Regions from separate parts of the Mus musculus genome. Here region 2 is linked to region 1. A link is a loop called in an ENCODE intact Hi-C map of the cell type or tissue named here. Cell type or tissue: gastrocnemius. All regions are shown on one strand. Each heading gives the region's core, and the rest is flanking DNA. Links, peaks and the distances in the headings are about the cores only.

Evidence for each region. Peaks named below come from ENCODE experiments on the same cell type or tissue, not always from the same donor. Only the 100,000 strongest peaks of a DNase experiment are listed, where the experiment ranks them.
Region 2: a loop joins it to region 1, with 2.3 times the contacts of the local background. A loop is called at or near these places in 3 of 42 quality-filtered maps.

What each region holds. Positions count from the first base shown.
Region 1 is chr7:16,074,151-16,084,762 of GRCm38, forward strand. Zfp541 (zinc finger protein 541) reads left to right here. Exons shown (of 16, transcript NM_001099277.2): 2 at 2,197-2,437; 3 at 3,822-5,676; 4 at 7,528-7,586; 5 at 7,902-8,088; 6 at 8,360-8,420; 7 at 8,849-8,910; 8 at 9,071-9,422. Among named protein-coding and RNA genes, the nearest start is that of Zfp541, 7.6 kb to the left of the region's middle. In gastrocnemius, for the core only: no CTCF peak of the experiment used is centred there; a DNase peak (open chromatin) is centred at 5,994.
Region 2 is chr7:16,149,473-16,157,966 of GRCm38, forward strand. It overlaps Slc8a2 (solute carrier family 8 (sodium/calcium exchanger), member 2), which reads left to right. Exons shown (of 10, transcript NM_148946.3): 5 at 869-972; 6 at 1,102-1,119; 7 at 3,347-3,471; 8 at 3,723-3,822; 9 at 7,675-7,953. Among named protein-coding and RNA genes, the nearest start is that of Meis3, 22 kb to the right of the region's middle. In gastrocnemius, for the core only: a CTCF peak has its summit at 4,309 (motif pointing left); DNase peaks (open chromatin) are centred at 4,255 and 6,177; H3K27ac peaks cover 303 bases.

The DNA.
Region 1 (10,612 bases), core at 3,405-8,404:
GAGTGAGTTCAGGACAGCCAGGGCTACACAGAGAAACTCTGTCTCTGTAGAAAAGAGGAAAATGTATTTATTATAGAACATAAAGTATGAAGCAAAAACCCACCTCTAAGCCATGTAGTACACATAAATACTTTGTTTTTTGTTTTGTGGGGACTGTCCACTGTGTGTCCCAGACTAGCTTGAAGTCAGCAGTTCTCCTGCCTTAGCTGGGACTACAGGTGTAAACCAATAGGTCTTACCTCATAAATCTTCAAGTTCATGGGTGAAATTGCTCAGATATACGTTGGGTTTTTTTAAGTTAGTACACATTAAAGGCTCTGAGTTCCAACCTCCAACAGTATACTCACACACATAATTGATATGCTTGTGTTTGTTGTTTTAAAAGCTTGGTGTATTTGGAGTCTTATGTGAGAGAGGACTGATTGTTATTGTCATAGATGTCTTTTTGTTTGTTTGTTTGTTTGTTTGTTTGAGACAGGGTTTCTCTGTGTAGCCCTGGCTGTCCTGGAACTCACTCTGTAGACCAGGCTGGCCTCAGAAATCCACCTGCCTCTGCCTCCCAAGTGCTGGGATTAAAGGTGTGCGACACCACGCCCAGTGTCATAGATGTCTTAATGTGTTATCATACCACAGTCTTGTTGGATTGTTAAAGGGTTTCTATGAACAGCTTTAAAAATATTTTATTTATGTGTATGTGTGAATTCTGTGGGTGTGAATACTACATGTATGTAGGTGTCTGTGGAGGACACAGCAGGCACTAGATCCCCTGGAGTTGGAGTTATGGGCAGTTGAGAGCTGCCTGACATGGGTCCTGGGAACTGGACTCTGACTCTTTGAAAGAGCAGCCAGTGCTCACTCTTTCCAGCTCCTAGTGAGAACAGCTTTTTACATACTGAATTTCCTTTTGGATTGGTTCACTGAACATTCTGCTCACAATTTTTCAGCTTCATGACACTGCTTTCTATAAAACTCGGGTGCTTTAAGGTATACTTAAAAGTACCCCAGCCAAGTGTGAGGACAATATCTGAGGGAGCCTGGTTTTATCTTGTTTATACTTTTAGAGTTCTTTGTTCAGTTGCTTCCCAAGGTGAATTTTCTCCCTTCAGTCTTCTTGTCCCAAGCCTCTCTCTGTCCCCCTGAAATAAAACACAGGCTATCTGTTCTTTCTCCACACACTGGCCTTTCTAATAATTGAACACCCCCTCCTCTACCTGAATGTCTCCAATTCCTTCAGCTGCCCCCCAGGAGACATAATTCATAAAAATAGCTAACATTTTACCAAGGGATACAGAAAATATGGTAATTTCAGATACACACATGGGTGAGAGAATCTCTCTGCCCATCTCTCTGGCATTGAACCCCAATCTTCCTGTTCCTTTTAAATTTACTTTTTTTTCACCTGGGGTAATTCTGTTTTCAAATAGGCTGCTTTCTCTTTTCTTCTTTCCTTTCTATTTTAGTAGTAGTATGGTATGATCAGTCTTCCCTTTTTTTTTTTTTTTTTAGATATTTCTCCAATTTTTGTTTGAAAAGTTGTTTACTAGGTCATAATACAAGCCAACATGTAGCTCACTTATGGAGTACTTGCCAAGCACTAGCATGTGTCAGACCCTGGGTTCAATCCCCAGTCTCTCTCTCTCTCTCTCTCTCTCTCTCTCTCTCTCTCTCTCTCTCTCTCTTTCTCTCTCTCTGTGTGTGTGTGTGAGAGAGAGACACACAGAGAGAGAGAGACAGAGAGAGAGCGAGTAAATAAAGCACTCACCTCCTCTAAGCTCTCTAATCAGATATAAGGTTGTTTCTAACATTTTACTAGAAAAAGCAGGTAGATTTTTTTTTTTTATAAAAAGGTGAGAACCCAAGAGCAGAGCAAGATGGCGAGTGCTTTTGGTTTGGATAATGCATCTCTAGATAGACATTGTATGGGTAGGTTGGCTTCTACCCCTGCTTGTCTTATCATACTGCTACCCTAGAAGCTCAACCTGATCCATACCTGCACATCTTGCACCAAGACCTGGTGCAGTTCTATAGATAAGGCCTGGTCCAGACCTCAGCTAAGCCTTGTCGTCTGGCCGTGCAGAGCCTCTGAGGTGGGGGAGTCTCAGACTACTGGGACAGGGCTCTGTGCTGAGGGTCTATATTGCTTTAGCACTCCCCTATCCTATCTCAGCATAACCTGTGCTTTCTCCCTTTGTTTAGACCTGGGGCTGGGCGCACTCAAGGTGCCTAAAGAGGCTGATGAAGGAGGCAGGGCCACTGGGAGTACAAGGAAAGGCAAGCGACAGCACAGTTCCCCTCAGAATCCACTCCTGGACTGCAGCCTGTGTGGGAAAGTGTTCAGCAGCGCCAGTTCCCTGAGCAAGCATTACCTGACGCACAGCCAGGAGAGAAAACACGTGTGCAAAGTCTGCAGCAAAGCCTTCAAGCGGCAGGACCACCTGTATGTCAAGAATCTGGCCAGAAGGGCAGGGGGCATGCACCTGTCCTCCTACCCTCTCCCCCATCCATCTGGTCCTCTGTTGAGTTCCCACTTCTGTGCTTCTCAGATGTATGTCCCCTGTCCTCCAGTGTGGACTCTGTTCTCTTCACACTGCTATTGTCTGGGGGCAGTCTCTTTACTAAGCCCCAAATTTACACCAGTGAGGAAATCCCTGTCTATTTGCAGACATGGCTCTTGTGGTTTCTAAATGTGATGAGTTACCAGGCGTGCTGGCACACTGGGGAGGTAGAAGCAGGAGGATCAAGAGTCTAAGGCCAGCCTCAACTACATACATTACAAGTTTAAAGCCCACCTGGATTATATGAGAAAGCAAAACAAAACAGTACAAATGAAGTTGGCTAACTTAGTAAAGAGATGCCCTAAGTCCCTAGCAGCTGTCTAAGGACAACAGGTCTGCAACCTGGTCATGCCCCCCCCCCCACCAAAAGCTGTATAAAAGCTTTGAGCAAAGTTCCCTTGTTATTAATGTCTCTGTTGCTGTGAGGCTCAAAGAGTGGAAGAGGACAATGCCTAGCTAGAGGGAGAGGTTTTGATAACCTCTCTTCACCCTCTGGCCTAGACTCACCTTAGGCAAAAGTCATTTTCTTCTAGGACTAATCCTTAGGTCTTTTGAGTCCTTCCCTCACAAGATCATGGACATTCTCTATAGAAAGACAGTAGTCATTAAAACATCCCAGCCATGTGCACTGGGATTGTCCAAAGCTAGATTGTTAGAACCCCAAGGGTGAGGGCTCATTGTTCACTCTGTTATTGTCCACATAAACAGGAGTAGGTACAACATATATGTACATGCATTTACACTTCCACACACTGCCTTTTGGCTCTAGTTTTATTAACTCTCTGTAAGTTAGTTTCTTGGCTGAAGGGGGAGCTGTTCCAGGAAGCTGTCCCCATACACAGTACTGTGGTAGTCCAAGATTGGCATCTCCTCAAATGTATTCTACAGAGCTCTACTTCTCAGGAATGCTGGTGGAGCTATATGAAAGCAAAGGTTAAAGATGATTCCCCACACACACACCAAACGCTTTGTGAACCTCCAAAGTGATGTGTGTGCATGTGTATGCATGCATGCATGCTTTTAACACACCCCTGTTGTGCCCAGGTCCCCAGAGCTTACCTCTAGAGAACTGTTGTTGTCTCTTGTGAACCCACTCTGGGGAAACCCGATCTGGCTTGCATGGGATTTCAGTGTTTGTTAGCGATGAGGGCAGAGAAGTGAGCCACCCCCCCACCCCCGTTGGTTAGACAAAGTAGGGGGCCCAAGCACTTCCTGTGTTGAGGTGTGAGGCTCTCCTGATGACCTCCTTTCCATGTTTCACTACAGGACTGGGCACATGCTCACCCACCAGAAGACCAAGCCCTTTGTGTGCATTGAGCAAGGTTGCAGCAAGAGCTACTGTGACTACCGCTCGCTGCGCCGCCACTATGAAGTCCAGCATGGAGTATGCATCCTGAAGGAGACTCCACCAGAAGAGGAGGCCTATGGGGACCCAACTCACAACCATGATGTGGCTAACCAGCCTCCACCCAGTGGCCTGAGGTCCCTGGGGCCCCCAGAAGCTAGGTCCCCTGGCTCTGTCTTGCCCAACAGAGACCTCCTTCGCTGTATTGTGAGCAGCATCGTCCACCAGAAGATTCCTTCTCCTGGCCCAGCAGTGGGGCCTTCTGATACTGAAGCAAGGAGCTCAGCCTGTGCTTGCCCCACCTCACTGGGATCATCATCATGTACACCAGCCAGCACCCCAGTGGCCCTAGGAACCCTGGGCTCTGAGATTCCTGAGGAAACTCATCCCCCACGGAAGGAAGCTGCCACCGAAGTGTTCACACCTGTCCAGTCAAGGGCAGCTGAGAATGGTGTCCCCGATCCACCAGAGTCAGAGTTGGAGTCAGAGTCTCCACGGCTTCAACGGCCATCCTCCCTGGAAGGCTGGCCAGAGGGCAGCTCTCTGCCTGCCTGCCTGCCTCTCTTCAGAGGCCACTCTGTCCCCTCAGGATCCCAGCCTTCCAGCCACAACTTCCAGTGGCTCCGGAACCTGCCTGGCTGTCCCAAGAACAAAGGCAGCAATGTGTTTATGGTCCACAAGCCCCCTGCAGTGGCATCCCGGGAGGGCTCTGAGGGAGGAGGCTCTGGACCCAGCAGCACCCCTACCTCAGTGGAGCCTTCACCCAGCCTGGGCACCACCCAGGAGGAACTCTTGCCATTTCCTCCTGCACTACTAAAGGCCCCTGGTGAGGCCTCCAGTGAAGTTCGGCAGGCAGCTGGGGAAGATGAAACCTGGGCTCCCAAAAAGTGCAAACCTGACTGTGAGTCATTCCCATGGCAGAGCCCCACTGAGCTTGGGCTCCAAGATGCACAGAACCCAGGTGGGCTCCCCTCAGATGCCACGCCCCTCTTCCGGCAGCTGTTCATGAAGTCACAGGAGTCTCTAGTAAGCCATGAGCAGATGCAGGTGCTCCAGATGATTGCCAAGTCCCAGCGGATCTTCTCCCATACTCAGGTGGCTACAGCCTCAGCCCAGAGACCAGGGCCCGAGGGCAAGCAGTCCACTCTGAAGCCATTGCAGGGGCCATGGCCACCACAAACTCTGCCACCAGCACCCACTGTAGACTCTTTCCAGATAGGCCCTGGACACTCAGAGCCAGAAGGATCCCCAGTCCGCAGGAGGAAAACTATGCCTGCGGTGTCCAGAGAAACATCTCCTGGTGGCCCTAGGCGAGACACAAAAGGAGGCCCCAAAGTGGCCTCTGCACCACCATCCCTCACAGGGCCAGGCCTGCTCCCCTCCCGGAATCCAGACAGCTCTTCATTGGCCAAAGGGACATTGGACCTGGGGGACATTATCCCCAATGCAGGCTCAAGGCAGTCCCAGTTAGGTGGAGATGAGCCAGCTGGAACCCAGCTGGTTGGGAAACAGGGGCAAGGAGAAAATGGCCTGGCTTCAGGGGCCATGAGAGGTGAGAAGGGTCCAGCCTGCCCCCGAGGTGGAGGCTACAGGCTCTTCTCAGGGCACCCCAGGGCCCAGAGATTCTCAGGTTTCCGGAAGGAGAAAGTGAAGATGGATGTGTGCTGTGCAGCTTCTCCCAGCCAGGTGGCCATGGCCTCCTTTTCATCGGCTGGGCCTCTGGCAGATCCACCCAGAGACATGAAGTCCAAGCTGACAATCTTCAACAGAATCCAGGTATTTGTAGTCCTCTATTGTGTTCTGGGCTGTGGCAGGGCTATGTGTATGTCCTTGGATTTATAGCATTGGTTAACTGTCCAGGTACTTCCCTCACTGTAGTAGGTCTTCAGATGTGACTTTATAAGAGGCACTGATGGCTGTTGTCTACTAAGCTACCTTCCTTGCTTTCCTTTGCCTCCTAATTCCACCTAGATTCCCCTCCTTCAACTCTTGAGCAAGATAAAGGTACAGGCCTCCTCCCTTAACTGTTAACTACATGTGATGGCTGTGCATTCCCCACACGTGCACAGAACCCAAGTCCTTTGTGCATCATGCAGTGACCATCTGCTCTGGGCACTTAGCCACTCCTCTTAGTGAAACCAGCATCATTCCTTCCATCTCACAGCTACCACTTTATAAACATTTACATCTTTGTTAGCCAAATGATGTATAATGAACCCTTACAAAGTTGGAGCTTTGGCAGACATTGGTATAGTCACAAGTTTACACAACTATTACTGTTGGCCAGAAAACTTTATCACTCCAAGAAGATACCCTGCATCCCTTAGTAATCACCCCAGTCTTTTGCTCCTTCTACCATTATCCTTTCAGCCCTGGGTACCCACAAATCCTGTCTCCATTGGCTTAACTGCTCTGGACATTTCATGTCAGTAGAGTCAGATGTCTGTGTCTGGCATTGCCTGTTTGTACCACATGATTAAGGTCCATTCATATGGCACCATCTGTCAGTGCTTCATTTTTTTGTAAGAAATTAAAACAATTTTTACATTTATTTAGACTCAGGGTATGTGACTTTAACTGACCTGGGACTTGCTATATAGTCCAGGTTGGCCTTGAATTCACAGAGTTGAGTTGAGATCAGCCTGCCTCTGCCTCCCCCGAGTGCTGGAATTAAAGATCTGTTCCATCTGGCACATTTTTTGTTGGGGGTGGGTATTAGCATGATCATGAGCGGTCCACAGAGGTCACGTGGGACTCAGAGGGCAGCCTGTGGGAGCTGGTTTTCTCCTTTCATCTGATTGGCAGCAAGTGCCTCTTCCTCCCTCCCCCCATTTTGCTACCTACCCTACTCCATTCCTTTTTCTGGCTGAGCAATGTCCCGTGGGTAGACAGGCCAGATTTTATTTTGCCATTCATCAGTGGACTATTTCCACTGTGGCTCATGTGAGTGGCTACTGGGAAGCTGTGTACAGCTTCTTTCTTGTGGATGCATGTTCTTGTTTCTCTTGGCTAGACCCAAGGCCTGGAATCACCGGATCCTAGAGTCTCGTGCTCAGTGCTTAAGGAGTACAGACTACTTTCTAGGAAGCAGCCGCTTTCCAGTGCCGCTGCTGTACACAAGTGCCCTGTTTCTCCATGCGCTGTGCTGTCACAGTCACACTGTCACAGTCACACTGGGCCATGCAGTGCTGTCTGCTGCTGCTGCCAATGGCGTGCCCTGGCATTAGAATCCTCCCGTGTGCTTATAGACCACTTGTGAAGTGGTGTCTTACTGACTTGCATATATATGTGTGTGTGTGTGTGTGTGTGTGTGTGTGTGTGTGTGTGTATGTGTGTGTGTATACACATACATACATACATACATATGTATATATATTCTGTATGTACATCAGACATGTGACTTTATCTTCCCTTGTGTGGGCTGCCTTTTCATCTTATGTGTGAATATTTGTGGGATTGAAGCTTTTAATTTTAATGAGTCCAGTGTGTCTGTTGGGTTTTCTGCTTTGCTTTGGTGTCAAATCTGAGACACCATTGCCCAGAGCACCATCAAGCAGACTTCCCCAATGCTGTCTTCCTTGTTCCTTTGTCTGGGCTTTGCTGGCTCAGATATCTTCTCATCTCCAGGGTGGAAACATTTACAGACTCCCCCATCCAGTGAAGGAAGAGAGCTTGGCAGGCGGATGGTAAGTTCAGAAGCCCTCATGCCCCACCAAGGCACTCCCCTGGAAAGTCCTCTGGCTTCTCTGTACTGTCTTGAGTGAGGGAACCAGATGCCTCCAGCCCTGCAGAGAATGTTTCATCCCTTGGAAAGTTGAATATAGTCTTCCATTTTTATTGTTTACTACGAGTTTTCAGTGGATTGGGGTTACATACAAAAAAACCAAACAAAAACAACAACAAAATCCAAACCAAGCCAAAAGCAAAGTCAGGAACAACAAAGCGGCAGTCAGGGCTAGAGCCTCATTCTCCCATTCTCCCTCTGCCTTCTCTATCCACAGCCATCAGCCAAATGGGGGTCCCACAGACTGGATGGAGTCAAAGAGCACTTTTGTGTGCAAGAATTGCAGCCAGATGTTTTACACCGAGAAAGGGCTGAGCAGCCACATGTGTTTCCATAGTGACCAGTGGCCATCACCTCGAGGGAAGCAGGAGCAACAGGTGAAGGGGCAAATGGTGGCTTCTGTAGTCCAGGGTTAGACAGGCTTTGGGGATAGATGAAGAGACAATGTCATCCATCTCAGGTTAAAGGCAGAATCCTGGCATGGGGTGACATGAGGGCCAGGGCCATCTGTGCAGGCCTACAGTAGCCCCACTGACAGCAATGATATTGACAGCCCAAGTCCTGACCCTAGTCAGCAGTGACCCAAAATTTGCAGGGCTGGGATGCAGGAGAAGAAGGAACTGAGGAAGGCTGGGGGGCCAGGCAGGAAGGTATGTCAGAGCTAAGACCTGGAAGAAAAGGAAGGCTGGCAGGGAGGAAGGAGCAGTAGAAGATATGAAACGTCATTATGATTGCAGTGATGGAGCTCCCTGAGTCTCATCTTTTTACTACTGGACCCTGGCCTGAAGTTTCTGTGTCAGTGCTAGGCCAGTGTTGGCTCATAAAAGACACAGGCATCTGGGAGAACACATTTTTGTTGCCATAATACTCTTGTCTCTGGCTCCCATTCTTTTTTTCCTTTTTATACATATTTTTGTTACTTTCTGGGATTTTTTTGTTTGTTTGCTTATTTATTTTTGTGAGACAGGGTATCTATTATAGCCTTGCCTTACCTGAAACTTGCTATGTAAATCGGGCTAGCCTTGAACTCACAGAGATCCACTTTGCTTCTGCCTCCTATGTACTGAGATCAAAGGCATACACCCTGTATCTGACCCTCATTCTTGGAAGCTTGTCACTTGAGCCACTGAACTGCCCCCATGTATCCCTATATGACTATATGAGGCAGCTCTGAGCCTCAGGATGTCACCATACTGAGTATGTTAGTCAGCTCTGGCTCATGTGGGGCTGGGCTATGAACAGAAGGTCCTACTCAGCTCCTATGCTAAACCCCGGGAATGGCTATGGCAAACATACACATCCTCCTTCCCCCTGTCCCTATGACAAGCCCCATTTTCCCATCCCTGAACAAGCTGAAGACTGAGTTGATACAACAGGTGCTCTCAGGTGACACCTGTGGTTCTGTCCTCTCTTCTTCAGGGACAAGAAAAAGATGGGGAAGAGAGAGACAGCAAGGAGAGCTGCCAGTACAGAAAGCGGAAGAAGCGGCCCCAGCCCAAGGCCCTGTTTGCCCCTCCTGCACCCTCTGCCCTCGGGGAACCAGGCCCAGGAGGGTGCCACCAGAGCTGCCTGCACTCTCCTGTGTTCCTGGTGGATCACCTCCTGAAGGGCTTGTTTCAGTGCTCTCCCTACACACCACCGCCTATGCTTAGCCCGATTCGTGAGGGCTCTGGGCTGTACTTCAATACCCTCTGCTCCACATCCAGGGCTGGGCCCCACCTTATCAGCCCTGTACTTGGTGAGTGAGGCCAGAAAGCTATTCTGTTCCAGGATCAGGTGCTTCTCCTATGGCCCACAATCTCTCTGCCTTACAGTATATGATCCAGCCATTCTTTCCAGCCTTGTATGTGTCTGTTCTGGGGGACTCATTGCTACTCAGAAACATACCAAGATGATTCTTCTAGATGTTTGTTTGGTTGGTTGGATTGTTGTTGTTGTTGTTGTTGTTGTTGTTGTTAACAGCCAGAAAGAACACATAGAGGCCACTCAGCCCAATTCCTCCTCTGTTCATTTTTATAGCCAGTCTATGGAGACAGAGACACACACCATGCCTGCCTGCCATGCAGATCAGCCATTTCAAGCTTGTGCTTTGAGGCTGCTCTCTGGCCTCTGAGCTTCCCTGCATACTATCTTTAGAGGGGTTTTGCCATCCCAGAAGCTTGTATTCCAGGCAGCTACACCACCCTCCTGGCTTCCATTCATCTACTTCCTGTTCCTATAGCCTTGCCTATGCTGGGTATTGCATATAAGTGACATCATACAATGTGTGGCTTTTTATGTATCACCCATTTTACTTAGTTCGGTGTGTTCAGGGTTCAGCAGGTGGTAGTGTGTGTTAGAATTTCTTTTTTATTGGTAATAGTCTACTCAATGACCACTCTTTTAAATCATCAGTTGATAGGTATGGGTATTGTTTTCCTTGTAGCTTTCATAAATAATGTTGTAAGAACATTTGTGTATAACTTCCTATGGGGGACTATGTACCAATTCCTTTTGTATAAATACCTACAAAGAAAAGCTTGGTCACATGGAAATTCTATTTAAACATCTAAGAAACTGCCAAACTAGTGCCAGAATGTCCCATTTTGGATTTCTGCTAACAATCAGGAGAGTCCTGATACCTCTGCCCCTTGCCTGCACTTTTAGACTGTGATTCTTTCTAGCCGTCCTGTCAGATGAAAGAAAGGTACCTATTGTTATCTTTTGTTATGTTTGGATTTGTATTATCCTACTGGCTACTGGTACCAAGAATCTTGCTGGGTGTTCATTGGCTGTTTGTGTGTCCTTCCTTATAAACTAAGGAGATCTCTTTATTTTCCTAGTGTCATTTGTGCACTGGGCTTTATATGTGACCAGTTGACTGGCACAGAGTAATGAAGAGCCACTCCACTCCTGATTACTCTGTAGGCCAGGCAGGCCTTGAGTTCA
Region 2 (8,494 bases), core at 3,326-8,325, 75 kb after region 1:
GTGGCTGGGATCTGGGGCCAGGCCTTATGGGGCTGGCTACATACACTGTTCCTCTAGCCAAGAGTTGCTGGCACCCAATCTGTGAACATTCCTTGGTGTGAGGCTTGGAGATTGCAAGGAGGGGTAGGAGGTACGTGGGTTCAGTGCCTTAAGGGGACAGGTAACATTGGACTATTCCTTGCCTCACCCTGGTTACCACGGGAACAGAGATGCTGGAAAAAAACTGGGCACATTAGGCTGATCTTCCAAATGTGGTCAGAATGGAGGGTGGGAAGCTGCAGGTATTTTGTACTGTTAGACTTAAATGTTTCCTTCCTTGCTTCCTTCCTTCTTTCCTTCTTCTCTGTAACTCAGGCTGAACTTGATCTTATGGTAACACCCTTGCCTCAGCCTCTCAAGTAGTTGGGATTTCAAACCCAATGTTTTTTTTTTTTTCTTAATGTGTACATGTGTGTGCTCATATGTGTGGAGGGCAGAGAGCAATCTCACACGTCATCCTCAGAGGCACTGTTCACTTCTTTTGAAACAGATTCCATTGGTCTTGAGCTCATCAATTAGACTAGGCTGGATGGCCTATCTCTATCCCACCCCCACCCCCCCAGACATGACACCCTGCCGAGATGGGGATGGAACTCCAGTCCTCATGGTTTCATGACAAGCTCTTTATTACCTGAGCCGTCATCCCAGCTGCTTCCAGAACCCAGACATGTTGACTCTTTGGGGTTAGGGTTGTTTCCAACAAGTGGGGACAAAATCATGACCCTGAAGGAGTGGCTGTCTAAACTCCCCCAGCGGCCAGTGACATCATTCTAAGGCAGCTGTGTGGGAGGGACTTACGTTTTCCTCTGCACTGCCTCCCCCACCCCAGGAAAACTCTTCAGGTCAAGATAGTGGATGATGAAGAGTATGAGAAGAAGGACAACTTCTTCATTGAGCTGGGCCAGCCCCAGTGGCTTAAGCGAGGCATCTCAGGTGAGGGGTGAAGAGGTGGCTATGGGAAAAAGCAGGGGGTCTAGGGTTGGGGGCCCCGGGGGGCTCATGAGCCTGAGCTTTGAGGAGAAGCGACTCTCTCATTGTGTCCCTGTCTCTGTCTCTCCCCAGCTCTGCTACTCAACCAAGGTGAGTGAAGGGACCTCTGGGTGTGGAGGGGAGGAGCCATTGCAGCCTCAGGGCTGGGCTTGGGGCAGGTTGGAGGTGAGAGATGGGTAAAGACTGGAGCCAGCTGGGACTGGGATGGGGTTGTGGCATTCAAGGTGGCAAGTATAATCAAAGATTGCAGAAACTGAGTTGTAAAACCAGATCTGAGTTTGTGGCGTGTATGAATCCGGTGTGGCATTGGTTAGGACTGTCACAGGGTAGCTTTGGGGAATGAGATCCATCTTCCCGCTGGGCCAAGACAAGAATTGAAATAGAGGCTGCAGTCCAGGATTAAGGTGGGGTTAAATTAGAACTGGAGTCGCTGTTTATGCTAAAACTGAGGTGGAACAGATGGTTCAGCTGGTAAAAGCACTGGCTGCTCTTCCAGGAGCCTCAAGTTCAGTTCCATCACCCACCCTGAGTTGCTTACAGCCATGTGTAACTCCATGTATCTGACATACCCTTCTGGCCTCCTCAGACACCTGCATACCTGCACACACACACACACACACACACACACACACACACACACACACGCACACTAAATTTTAAAATGGAAGTTGGAATTTGAAGATTTTGAGTTAGAAGTGGGGTCAGGAAGGCTGAGGCCCTCTCAGTCAGTGGCTTGCCTGTCGAGTGGTTTCGTCCCAGCACTGTGGCGGTGCAGGCCTGCAATCCCTGCATCTGGGGGATGAAAGGGATGGATTCAGAAGCTCAAGGTCATCCTCAGCTACATAGAGAGTTTGAGTCTAGCCTGAGCTACCAGAAAGAAAAAAGACAGACTTAGTAGCCCATGCCTTTAATCCAAGCACTTGGGAGGGAGGCAGAGGCAGAGAGGCAGAAAGAGAGGTAGAGAGGCAGAGAGAGAGGCAGAGAGGCAGAGAGAGAGGCAGAGAGGCAGAGAGAGAGGCAGAGAGAGGCAGAGAGAGGAGAGGCACAGAGGCAGAGGCAGAGGCAGGGGGTGAGGCAGAGGCAGAGGGGCAGAGAGGCAGAGAGAGGAGAGGCAGAGAGGCAGAGGCAGAGGCAGAGGCAGAGGCAGAGGCAGAGGCATAGATCTCTGTGAGTTGGAAGCTAGCCTGGTCTAAATAGTTTGAGGTCAACCAGAGATATATAGAGGCCCTGTCTCAAAACAGCCACTGCATCAAGGAGGGGGAAAAAAGGAAATGATACCAAGTTGGCTGTCGGAGTTGAGGTAGGAGCTTGGATATAGTGACAGTTTAGAAGCAAGATCTGCACTGTAGCATACAGTCAGGACTTGCCTGAGACTAAGATGTTTTGAGAGGTCCTGTAAGCTGATGTAACAAAAGGGTCTAACAATGCCTATTTGTTACCCAAAAAAGTAGCAAGTGATTGCTTCAGTACTTTATTTGTTGTTAGTCAAAGCTTGTGAGTCTTCCTTTGATGCAGGTAATTTTCTTTTCTTTTCTCCCCCCCCCCCGGCCCTCCCCCAGACAGGGTTTCTCTGTGTAGCCCTGGCTCTCCTGGAACTCACTCTGTAGACCAGGCTGCCCTCAAATACTCAGAGATCTGCCTGCCTCTGCCTCCGAGTGCTGGGATTAAGGGCGTGCATGCGCCACCACTGCCCGGCGTGATTTTCTTTCCTTGTGTGACATTTCCATACTGTGCCTTCACCTGCTATTGAGCTGTTTGATGTTGTCTCTACTGCCTGTGGGCAACTGGGCAAGAACATTTCCAGACCCACAAGGGAGACCCTGAAGGGGATCACCACTCCATCACTTCTTCCACAATGCTGTTGCCTCTGATTCAGTCACATGGCAGTACCCAGCTGCAAGAAATGCTGGGGGTGGGGGGGTATAGTCCAGATATTTGCTCTCAGACTTGGGTGAACTGGTAGTTGTCTCTGCCACATAGCCAAGTTTTGTTGCTAGTGATATCCAGGAGTGGAATTGGAAGTGAGGCCTAGGGCTGGATGCAGGGTGCATGACATTAGAGTGGCATTTGGGATTATATGAGGTAGGTACCCATCGATGTACAAAATACAAAGCAGACAAGCTAGCAATGCATCGCCTGAGGCCACACACCCTCTGACATATGAACCCAGAGTGTGCTCCTAGAATTTCATGGGCCGAGGGAGCAGGTGGTTAGAGGGAGCTGGACGAGTCCACCAATGTCCCAGACAGAAGAGAGTGTTACTGGCCCTGTTAGGCCTGACCTCCTGAGCATCTAACCTCCATCCCTCATGCTGCAGGGAATGGAGACAAGAAGATAACTGCAGAGCAGGAGGAGGCCCAGAGGATAGCAGAGATGGGCAAGCCAGTTCTTGGGGAGAACAATCGCCTCGAGGTCATCATCGAGGAGTCTTATGACTTTAAGGTGACTTTCCCGGGCCTTCCCTCCCCTGAAGCCTGTCCTGAGCTATGTTGGGTGGGTAGGTGGAGACATGAGATTCAGAAAAGCAATGCAAATCTCAAAGGTGGGGACCACCGAGGGGTCCAGCTTCAGCACTGTGGAATGCACATGGTTACCTTCCTGGACAGGGCATGTAGAGACAGCCCCACAGCCCCCAGCCACACCACCCTGGGATGCTGTAAAACTAATTGCTCCCTTCACCCTCTCTTTCCTAGAACACGGTGGATAAACTCATAAAGAAAACGAACCTGGCCTTGGTGATTGGGACTCACTCATGGAGGGAGCAGTTTATAGAGGCAGTTACCGTAAGCGCAGGTAAGTTAAGAGGACAGGGTGAGAGTGAAGGGGGGTAATGAAGAGACAGAGATACAAAGGGACACACAAAGGGACACGGAGTGGGGTTGGTGAAGAAGCAGATGGGGAGCGGTTGTCGGGCAGAGAATGAACATCCCATCTCTTTGCGGAGAGCCAGAAAGGGAGAGGCAGGTGGAAACAGAAAGGAGAGAGTTGACACTGCAGTGGTCCCAGCTGCTGGGAGACTGGATGAAGGCTCAGCTTCGCCTTCCACACAAGGTAGGTGGGGGACCAGCCCCGACTTTACCGTAGTAGCATCAAGAAGTTAGAGGATAGATAAGTGAAATAGCAGTGGGTCTACATACACACACACACACCCCTACACCCATCCCTCCTCGGTTGCCATGGACACAATCACCAGGGCACCTGACTCCCACCTGCTTGTGGGCCTCACCCTTCTTAGTTCTCCCGCGGATCTAAGGCGCCCTCATGTGGCCAGAAGTACAATGGCCGCTGAATCCACGGATTCTATCTTGGAAATTTACACGGGGCCCTTTGTGTCACAGATAGGTAAACTGAGGCTCAGATAGAGGAAAGGGCTGCCCCAAATCTCTCAAACAGTTTATGAGCTCTGAAGCTGCAATTCAGGACTCCCTCTCATACATAGTACCAAGTTTCCTTCTGGGAGGCCTCAACTGGAGAGGCTAATATGCCAGGAATGATGGTTAAAGAAAATGTTAGGCAGAGATGACTCAGCAGGTAAAGGTGACTGCTGCCAAGCCTGATGATCCAAGTTGGATTCCTGGGACTCATGTAGTAGGAGAGAACGGGCTCCTGCAGTTTTCCTTTGATTTACACACACACACACACACACACACACACTCTCTCTCTCTCTCTCTCTCTCTCTCTCTCTCTCTCTCTCCCTCCCTCCCTCTCTCTCTCTCTCTCAAAACAAATAAATGTAAAAAATAAAAAGAAGCATTGGGTGAAGTTCAAAGTTAGGGCTGTGAAGATATGAGATCAGCATAGAGATGCCAGTGTGGTTGGCACAGCCCTCTGAAGCCACAATTTTTAATGTGTCTGAGGGAGACGCTGTTTGTGTGGGAGACCAGATGAAGAAATGGCTGAGGCAGCTCTGGCCCTGGCCCTGGCCCTGGCCCTAGCCCTGTAGAGTTCACTACACAGGGGAAAAGACAGACATGTCACAAAATAGTGACAACCCCAGAGACAACAGACATAGGAAGAGCGACCCCAAGAGCCCACATGAAGCTTCAGGCCTGGCCTGGAAGTAAGGGTAGGTGTTTGGAAGGAGCACCAAGGATGGAAGTCTGGGTATTTGGAGGAAGCATCAAGGATGGAAGTCTGGGTATTTGGAGGAAGCATCAAGGATGGAAGTCTGAGTGTTTGGAGGGAGCACTGAGGACAGAAGTGTTGGTTTTTGGATGGAGCACTACAGACAGAAGTCTGGGTGTTTGGAGGGAGCACCAAGGATACAAGTCTAATGTTTGGAGATGGTGATTAACTTGGGGTATGAGAAAGGGGTTGGTCATGATGCTAGAGAGCAGCCGAGTAGGGATGCTAGGGCAGTAGTGAGCCATAGTGGAGTCTGGAGCAGAGAAGGAAAAGTCTAAGTGAGGCAGTCTGTCCCTGTCTGCACTGGCCTCAGCTGTCTCAGTACAGTTCAGGTACGACAAGTCTATCTATCTGTCTGTCTGTCTGTCTGTCTATCTATCTATCTATCTATCTATCTAGACAAGGTCTCGTTATGTAGTTCTGGTTAGCTTGGAACAGCCCATGTAGACCAGCCTCAAACTCACAGGTATCCTCCTGCCCCTGCTTCCCAAGTACTGAGACTAAACACATGCCCAGCATGCCTGAGTCTGGCTCCTCTTTTGCCTTCTTATTTTGCCTCCTATTTTGCCCTCATCATTGCAGAGTAGCCCCTGCACCTCAAAGTGTCAAAGTGTCAAGTCCACAGTCCTAGTAGGAACAAAGTAGAAAGTAGGTGGAGCCAGAAAGGCTGGGGTGTGTCTGCTGAGTTTTCCATTTTTGTTTCTGATTTCCATTTTACTTGTGGTTGGAGCTAAAAGTTTGGTCTTGCAGAACTAAGAAACCACAAGGCACACTTGGATACGTACAGAGTCAAGGTTTTATTTCTTCAGCTAGCCAGCGGTTAAGTAATAAGTTAGAAAAGAGAGAGCAAGCTGGATGTTGTGCTTGGAGTCCTACAGTGGGGGCAGGGTCACGCTCTTCCTCCACTGCTGCAAGGGTTCTCCTGTTTCTTAGAGAGAAAACTTGGGGATTTATAATCGCAAATCCTGGCAAGTGGCTTCAGGATTTGGCAGCTGGCTTAGCCTCGCCTTGTCTTCCTGCCTGCTGGCCGCTGGCCACCTTCCTTACCAGCACCCTTCCAGCTATACTAGTTGGCACCCGAGAGCCTGCTCTGTTTCACACTCATCACCTCCTGCTTATCAACTCAGGATGAGGGTCCCAGATACTTCTAGGCTCTCAAATCACGCAAACGTCTGGGTACCAAAAGCCAATCTGGTCACAGTAAAGGACAGGATGGGACTCTTTGCAAAGCTCAGAATATAAACACATGCAGGGTGCCTGTACCGAGGGAGCTAGAACATTTCAGAATCTCTCCTTTTGTCTTATTGCCAGAGAAGCAGAGAAGGAGAGAGTGACCCACTGTTGCAAGGGATCATGGGAAACTATGTATTTTAGCATTACTAGAAGCAGGGGAATTCTGGGAGAGTGGGTTTTTTTGTTTTGTTTTGTTTTGTTTTGTTTTGTTTTGTTTTGGTTTGGTTTGGTTTGGTTTGGTTTGGTTTGGTTTGGTTTGGTTTTTCGAGACAGGGTTTCTCTGTATAGCCCTGGCTGTCCTGGAACTCACTCTGTAGACCAGGCTGGCCTTGAACTCATAAATCCGCCTGCCTCTCTGCCTCCTGAGTGCTGGGATTAGAGGCGTGCGCCACCACACCCTGCGAGAGTGCATATTTTTATCTGAGGACATGGCTGTTGCTAACCTCAAGGAATTCTGGGAGCTTAGCTAATTTTAGCTGGGTGTTTGTCTCTATCTTGTTCCTGGAGACTCTGGGAAAGCCAGTTGTGTTAAGGCGACTGTGAAATCTTGGTGTGCATTTGGTCCATGATGCTAAGGATGGAACTCAGACCCTTTCACATTGTAGGCAGGCAGTCTACCTCTGAGCCAGAGCCCCAGGCCACTGCAGTGATTATTTCTAGCTGTACAGATGGCTGTCGGTGGTTTTGAGGACTTTTGAGGAAATGACTATTTTTAGCTCAAGACATGGTCATCTCTAGTGGTCAGGGTTTGTGAGACACCGAGTGCTTTTAGAAAGGGATTTATGGCCTCCTCTAGCTTTGAGGGGTTCTGGGAAAGTAAATGGATTTATCTATGCTCAACACTCTTTTGTCTGCAAGGGATGCTGGGGAAGTTAGTAAATTGACCTGGACCCAACACTCCCTTAGCAAGGAATTCTGGGAAAGTAAGTATATTTACTTTTCTCCAACATTGTCAGCTGCAAAAGATTCTGGGAAACCAAATTTTCTTAAGCTCAATATTTATTTTTTTAGCTGTAAATCTGAGAAGGCAAATGAGCTTCCCTCAGCCCAATACTCTTAGCTGCTAGGAATTTGGGGAAATTACATTTACCTGGGCCCAACACTCTCTTAGCTGCAAGGGATTCTGAGAAAATAAATATATTCATCTCAGACCAACATTTTCTTAGCTGCAAGGCATGCTGGGAAAGCAGTTCATGTGGAACTGTCTGGAAGCCTAACACAATGGAGCTGTGTAAGCAAGGAAGTCTGAGGCATGATGTGTGCCCCAGCTGGGTCATGTGCCCACAGGGGACGAGGAGGAGGATGAGGATGGACCTCGTGAGGAGCGGCTGCCGTCCTGCTTTGACTACGTGATGCACTTCCTGACGGTATTCTGGAAAGTTCTATTCGCCTGCGTTCCACCCACGGAGTACTGCAATGGCTGGGCCTGCTTTGGTGTCTGCATCCTGGTCATTGGTGTGCTCACTGCCCTCATCGGAGACCTGGCCTCACACTTTGGGTGCACCGTGGGCCTCAAGGACTCAGTCAACGCCGTGGTCTTCGTAGCCCTGGGCACCTCCATCCCTGGTAACACCTCGTGAGGCTGCTTTGTAGAAAACCATGCCAGGGTCAGGGAGGGGCCCTGTGGGTATAGTGTGCTGGCTGTCCCCACCCCAGAGCGGCCAGGGAAGGGGTCACAGGGGACTAACGTGGCAGGAAATGGTAAAAAGCAGTCACAGACTCTCTAGGAAGAAGGGGAGGCCCCTCGGGGGTTGGAAATGGTCTCAGTGTTCCTGAAAAACCTCACAAAACCCGTTGTGTGTGGGGAGCTCCATAGAGACAGGCCCTGCCCAGGTGATGTCATAGTTTCGTGTGGTGGATGGCGGAACCCTCTCAGAGGTGCATGGACATAGATCAGAGAGCAGCTTCAAGGCATTCTTATTCCACTATGTGGGTTTTAGGGATCAGACTCAGGTCATCATGCCTTGTGGCAAGTGCCTTTACCTGCTGAGACATCTTACCAGTTCAATGCCCAGCCTTTTATATAGACACTGGGATCCAAACTAGGATCCTTATGCTATGCTTACACCCAGGGAGCCATCTCACCTTTTGTTTTGTTTTGTTTTGT